2 separate regions of the Homo sapiens genome follow, and region 2 is linked to region 1. Evidence: chromatin loops called from intact Hi-C (ENCODE). Cell type or tissue: PC-9. All regions are shown on one strand. Links, peaks and the distances in the headings refer to the core of each region. The heading gives the core; the rest is flanking DNA.

Region 1 (2,913 bases), core at 85-2,584:
TAGCTCTGAGGACAATCTAAGTTATGAATAGTCTGGTTCTGTAAGGATTTGCATAGTTTGGAGAAATGAAAGTTCCCTGAGATGGCCTGGTTCAGGCTTGGTGAACACATAACCCATGTGCTCCTCAATGTTGCCCCTATGGCAGGCTGATCCTAGGTCATCCAGAGAGTTAGTGAGAGAGACAGGACCAGAGACCAGGGCTCCTTACTCTTTCTGTAGGGCAGTCTATCTTTCAGACAACCCTAGCACTGCCTGAACTTCCCTGAGGACCAAAGCTTTCAGATGCATCAGCTTTGTAAATCATCTTTCCAAGCTTTAGCCTCTTCTAGAAGGATCATGGGACTTTCTGTGGTTTTGTTTGAGAGGCTGAAGAGAAAGATGTGCCAACAAAACCCTCCTGGCCAGTTTCACACAGAGGAGAGAGATAGAAAGAGAGGTTGCTCGAGGTGGTGAAAGGAGCATATTCTAGAAGGTCAAGATTATGGAAACCTTAAGACTAGCTCTCACCTTGAGATTTCACAATATTAGACAGAAAGGGTCACTAAATGCCATGCTAACAGAGATCCTAGTTTTAGGAGTGGCGAGACTACCCAGAGAGACTAGGGTCTGGCCCAAGACTCCACAGTAGGTAAATGGTGGAGCTGGGTTCAGAACACAGGGCTTCTGACTTCTAATCCAGGGCTCTTCTCTGACTTTCAGTATTCCTGTGGAATAGGAAGGGTTAAATGCAGGAAGAAGTGGGTTTGCAGCCACTACAGACACTGGAACTGAAAACTGACAAGACAGCTGGAGGTGCTGGGAAAACAAGCACTAATGAGCTCCTGGGTTCCATCTTGTGGGAGAATGCCAGCAGATGACTTCAGGCCCATGTGCTGAACACTGCCAAGTTACAAGTCATGGGCACATAAAGATGCAAATATGCTCAAGGCGGCTCTACCATGGCAAAACAGACCAAGCCAACCATCCCGGCCAGATGGTATGTGGTTTGAGTGCCAGGTACCTTCCAGATGTACAGCACCTTTGATATAAGAACAAGGAAGACACGATGCATCGCAAAAAGAGCACCTGAATTCTGGTCATAGCTTTTAGCTCTGGATCTGTCATTTCCCCTTACTGAGCCTCAGCTGCCACATCCATTAAGTGAGAATTAAAACAATCAACCTAAATGTATGGATGTCATGAAGATGCAATGAGACCGTGGATGTCAAGTGATCAGTGTGGCCTGTGGCTAGAGGAGACACTCAGTAAAGTAGATTCTTTCTGCCTTACTCCTCTTTTCTTTGTTGTTATAGTGGCACAGTTTAGCAATGCCACTTAGCAGAGTGAATTGGCAGATGAAATGCTCATTAAAATGAAGCTCATGACATTATTTGATGGACGGGAGCTTCTCAATTAAGTACCTAAGTGTTTAAGGCTATCTGATGCTTCCAGGAATGTGTGCTGAATCCTCTTTACATTTGTTGAAAAATGTTTTAATCCTTCCAAGAAGGAAAGGGATTATCCTAATGACTCTGCATCTGCCATGCCCTGGCTTCTTCATTCCAGGCTTCAGGGACAATATCCAGGAGAGTCCCAACAGTGACATCTAGAGGACAGTCTCTCCCCTCTGGATAAAATTTGGATTCAAAGTGAGTCCTTAACCTGAGCAAGGGTCATTTCAACTATTAGGTTGGTGCAAAAGTAATTGAGGCTTTTGACCAATTCCTTGATATCACTAAGCCAACTAGTAATAGAGAGATAAACTGCAGGATGGACCATTTGTTAAACAAAGGACCACTAGGTGACCCTGATTTCCAAAAGGATTTGGAGAATGCCCATATGAACACACTTAGTGCTGACTGAGCACATAGGAAGTGATCAGTAAATATAAATTAAGGTCAAGTTGGAATTCCTTTAAATAATTTAAATCCTGCCTCCCCCCGCCCCCTGCCCCACCTACTTTCCTTGGGATGTTAAGGTCTTTTCAGTCCTGACTTGTTGCAGTGTATCTGCAACAGTTAGTAAACCTGTCTGACACTATGGGCATTTCCTTGGAATTCATTTATACTAAACACAGGTTGAATTGACATTACTGTGGGTAAGTAAGAAGCATCTTTAAAGTCTATAATTTAAAAGGAAAGGTGAGTCTGGAGACATAGGGTAAATTTTGCTAACATTCTAATAACCTTAATAAAAAAACACTCCCTACCTGTTCAAAATGCAAAAGTATGGCAGCAATTTTAGAAAGTTCGTTTTGGGTTCAAATCAATTTTAGAAAGTTAGACAGACTTATGTTCAAATTCCACGTCTGCCATTACTAGCTGTGTGGCTTTGCAAAAATCATGCAGCCTCTTTGAATTGTCCTGTTTTCTTCTTAAAAGTGAGAATAATAAAATAACTGTCATGGAGAGTTGTAGAGAGGATTAAATGAGATAATGCATAAAAATGAGCCTGGTGTCTACCACCCAAACTATACCAAACAGTGGTTGAGTCCTGTGCCCTAGTCCATGGTTTGTGCTGCTTGAAATGTAGAAACTTAAGCCAACACATGTTGTGTCTAGATAGTTTGAATGAAATACATAACAAAACAATTTCAAGGAATGGGCCTGCTTTCTCTCCCTTACCCTCCCTCACTCTGTTGCCAGGCTGGAGTGCAGTAGTGCGATCTTGGCTCACTGCAATCTCCGCCTCTGGGGTTCAAGCGATTCTCCTGCCTCAGCCTCTTGAGTAGCTGGGACTACAGGCGTGTGCCACCATGCCCAGCTAATTTTTGTATTTTTTTTTGAAGACAGGGTTTCACCATGTTGGCCAGAATGGTCTCGATCTCTTGACCTTGTGATCCACCCGCCTCAGCCTCCCAAAGTGCACGTTGCCTCTTGACTGCTTCCAGTGTGGTGTTCCGCTAGGGCGGCTGTCATCTGATTGTGACCATGG
Region 2 (2,913 bases), core at 101-2,600, 250 kb before region 1:
GCGATTCTTTTGCCTCAGCCTCCTGAGTAGCTGGGATTATAGGTGCACACCATCACACCCAGCTAATTTTTGTATTTTTAGTAGAGACAGAGTTGTGCCATGTTGGTCAGGCTGGTCTTGAATTCCCGATCTCAAGTGATCTGCCCGCCTCTGTCTCCCAAGTTGCTGGGGTTACAGGTGTGAGCCACCATACCCAGCCAGGAAGCCATCTCTTAAACCTGGGATGAATTGAGGCATTTCCTTTATGGTTCCCTTGTCCCCTGGGCTTCCCTGTGTCCTGGACCTGACTGTCATTCCAGTGTCTGCCTAAACCACAGTGGATGCTCAGTAATATTTGTTGAATGGACTGTATTTTCACTGCCTGTTTATTTGCCTACAAAAAATCAGTGATTAAAAAAATTTGTTCAGCATATACTTTTTGAGGACCTACTGGTGCCAAGCACTGACTGTGGTGCTGGGGATACTGCCGTGGACAAGAGCAACAGAGCCTCACTCTCGAGGAGGCAGGGGTGGGTCCAGCCCACCTTCGGGTCCCAGGATGCAGCACCGGGCTGTGTGCAGAACGCGTATGCTCTCCATACTGATTGAATAAATACAGGAACATTGTCTGACTGTTGGACAATGGTACGCTCAATCCTTCACCCTGTTCTCCCTTCCATGAACAGGCTTTTTTTTTTCTTTAATGTCAGAAAGTTATGGGAATAGAAACAGAACACTGACATTCATTGAGCATTTGGGCAGGTCCTTTGACATTGCTGAGCTCATTTCATTTTCCTCTCCACCTTGCAAGGCAGGACTTTGTCTGATTTTCCAGATGGAGGGAATTGAGCCTAAGAAAGGTGACTTGCTCAGCTGTGGCAGCCAAGAGGAACAGCTGGGATTTTAATGTAGTTTTATCTGAAGCCAGATTTTATTCCGTCTATACAATTCCAGAATGAGATGTTCAGAACCACCTTGATCTCCAAGAGTTGATGGTAAGTGGTTTTTAAATGGAAAGGCTCCATCTGAAGCCTGGCAGAACAGCATAACAGTTAAGAGCACACTCCTTTTTTACTTAGATGGACTTCAGTTCTTAATTCCTGTTGCACCTTGCTGTGTAATTTCGGGCCGTTTAGCTTCCTTGAACCTCAGTTTTCCAGTCTGTGCAGTGGTATGGTGAAACCTACCCGCAGAATGCCGTTGTAAGGATTTGGTGACATAAAGATGTCAAGTGCTTTGCAGGGTATGCGGTACACAGTAGGCGTTTAATATCACTGAGATGCTGGCTGGGACAGAGTAGGGGTGGGTGTGGTGTTTCTTGCATTACCAGTGTCCGCCTCTAGAGGGAAGCAGGAGCCAAAGAAAAGGGCCCTTGGGCTGTCCCCACTGGGCTGTGAGTTTCAGGTCTCTAGGGACCCCACAGCACCTTGATCAGAATAAGAAAGATCAATGAAGTCAAACAGGAAGTCGTCTGGAGCTAGGGGAGCCCTCAGGAGTCTTTCAGCACAGTGGGGGAGACTGAGACCCAGAGACAGAGAAACAGTGGGGTCAAGGCAAATAAGGGGTGCTTCTTGTAGCAAAGTGAATAGGTGTCCAGGAGTGGCGGGGACATTTTCTGTTTTAGTACAGAAAAATTACGCCCTCTTACCCTTAGGTCTAACCTATGAGTCTCATTCACCTGCAGCTGGCAGAGTGGACAGGAGGCTGTCTGTGATGTCACAGAGTGGGGGAACCGGGGAATGTTGGGGACAGTGGGGTTTGGACTGAACCACAAAGGCAGGGAGGAGGGAGGACATATGCTGAGCCCCTCTCCAGCAGTCCATTCCTTTGTCCACCATGCTGTAATGTCCACTGTGCCTATCAGGTCGGCTGGAGTGGTTCTGCCTCACATGTCTCTTACCCCTTTTGGGTTAGTAGGCTAGCCAGGTGTGTTCTTCTTCTGGGGCTGCTAGAGGAAGACACAGCAAGCCCCACTGTGAAAACACATTTCTAAGCCCCTGTTAGTGTCCTATCTGTTATGTTTTCATTGGCCAAGCAAGTCATATGACAATTTAGTTCCTTCTCCCCAGGAAGGGGATGTTGGTGAATTCCCGACTGCTGCCACCTCCTCTCCTGTCCTGGCCTCTGTGCTGTTGTGGCAGAAACATGCCCCAGAGTGGGCTGCAGATTCTCCCAATGTGATTAGATGGGGCCCACCCAGGTAATTGTGAATTATCTCAAGGTCACTGATTAGCAACCTTAATTGTATCTTCAACTTTAATCTTTTGCAGTGGGGTCATTATTCTGTCTACCACTGTGTTTAAACACTTGTATCAAGAAAATAAAAGAATGAAATAATTTCCCAATTCTTAAAGCTGGAAAAAGAGCAACAAAGTAAGGAAAAGAAAGTATAAGATTAAAAGCAGAATTTACTAGAGTATTAAAAAGCAGATCTAATTAATCAAAATCTTTTTTTGAAAAAAATTAACAAAATAGAAATACTGTGTAGCTTAATCAGGAAAAAAAGGAGAAAGCAAAAATATATAAAATTAGAAAGAATAAGGGGGAAAAATTGTTGAAACAAAAGAAATTTTAAAAATCTTTAGAGTCCATAATATACTTTTATGTAAAAAAGTTTGAAAAACTATGAAGTAGATAGTTTTCTGGGAAAATAGTTTATTAAATTGACTGCATTAAAGATAGAAACTATCAATTTCTGTAGAAGAAATTTATTAAGAAACTACCCTCCCCCAAACAGGCAACAGGTCCAGAAGGTTGCACAAGGAGAGTTTCACCAAGCTTTTAAAGACCAGTTACAGTACTACATAAATTGTTCTAGAGCATATAAAATAAAACTTCCAAATTCTTTTTGTGAAGCAAGTGTATATTGATAACCGCATGTGATAGGGATAATCAAAAAGAAAATTACAAGGCAACGTTACCTACCAATACTGA

Evidence for each region. Hi-C counts contacts between places; a loop is a spot of excess contacts. Peaks named below come from ENCODE experiments on the same cell type or tissue, not always from the same donor. Only the 100,000 strongest peaks of a DNase experiment are listed, where the experiment ranks them.
Region 2: a loop joins it to region 1, with 7 times the contacts of the local background. A loop is called at or near these places in 28 of 110 quality-filtered maps.

Annotation. Positions count from the first base shown.
Region 1 is chr9:114,909,811-114,912,723 of GRCh38, forward strand. The region is part of intron 2 of TNFSF8 (TNF superfamily member 8); the gene reads right to left. Among named protein-coding and RNA genes, the nearest start is that of TNFSF8, 19 kb to the right of the region's middle. In PC-9, for the core only: CTCF peaks have their summits at 1,590 (motif pointing left) and 1,796; a DNase peak (open chromatin) is centred at 1,571; H3K27me3 peaks cover 749 bases.
Region 2 is chr9:114,660,969-114,663,881 of GRCh38, forward strand. LOC107987121 (a long non-coding RNA gene) reads left to right here. Exons shown (of 2, transcript XR_007061744.1): 2 at 1-412. Among named protein-coding and RNA genes, the nearest start is that of TEX53, 4.6 kb to the left of the region's middle. In PC-9, for the core only: CTCF peaks have their summits at 1,322 (motif pointing right) and 1,521; no DNase peak of the experiment used is centred there.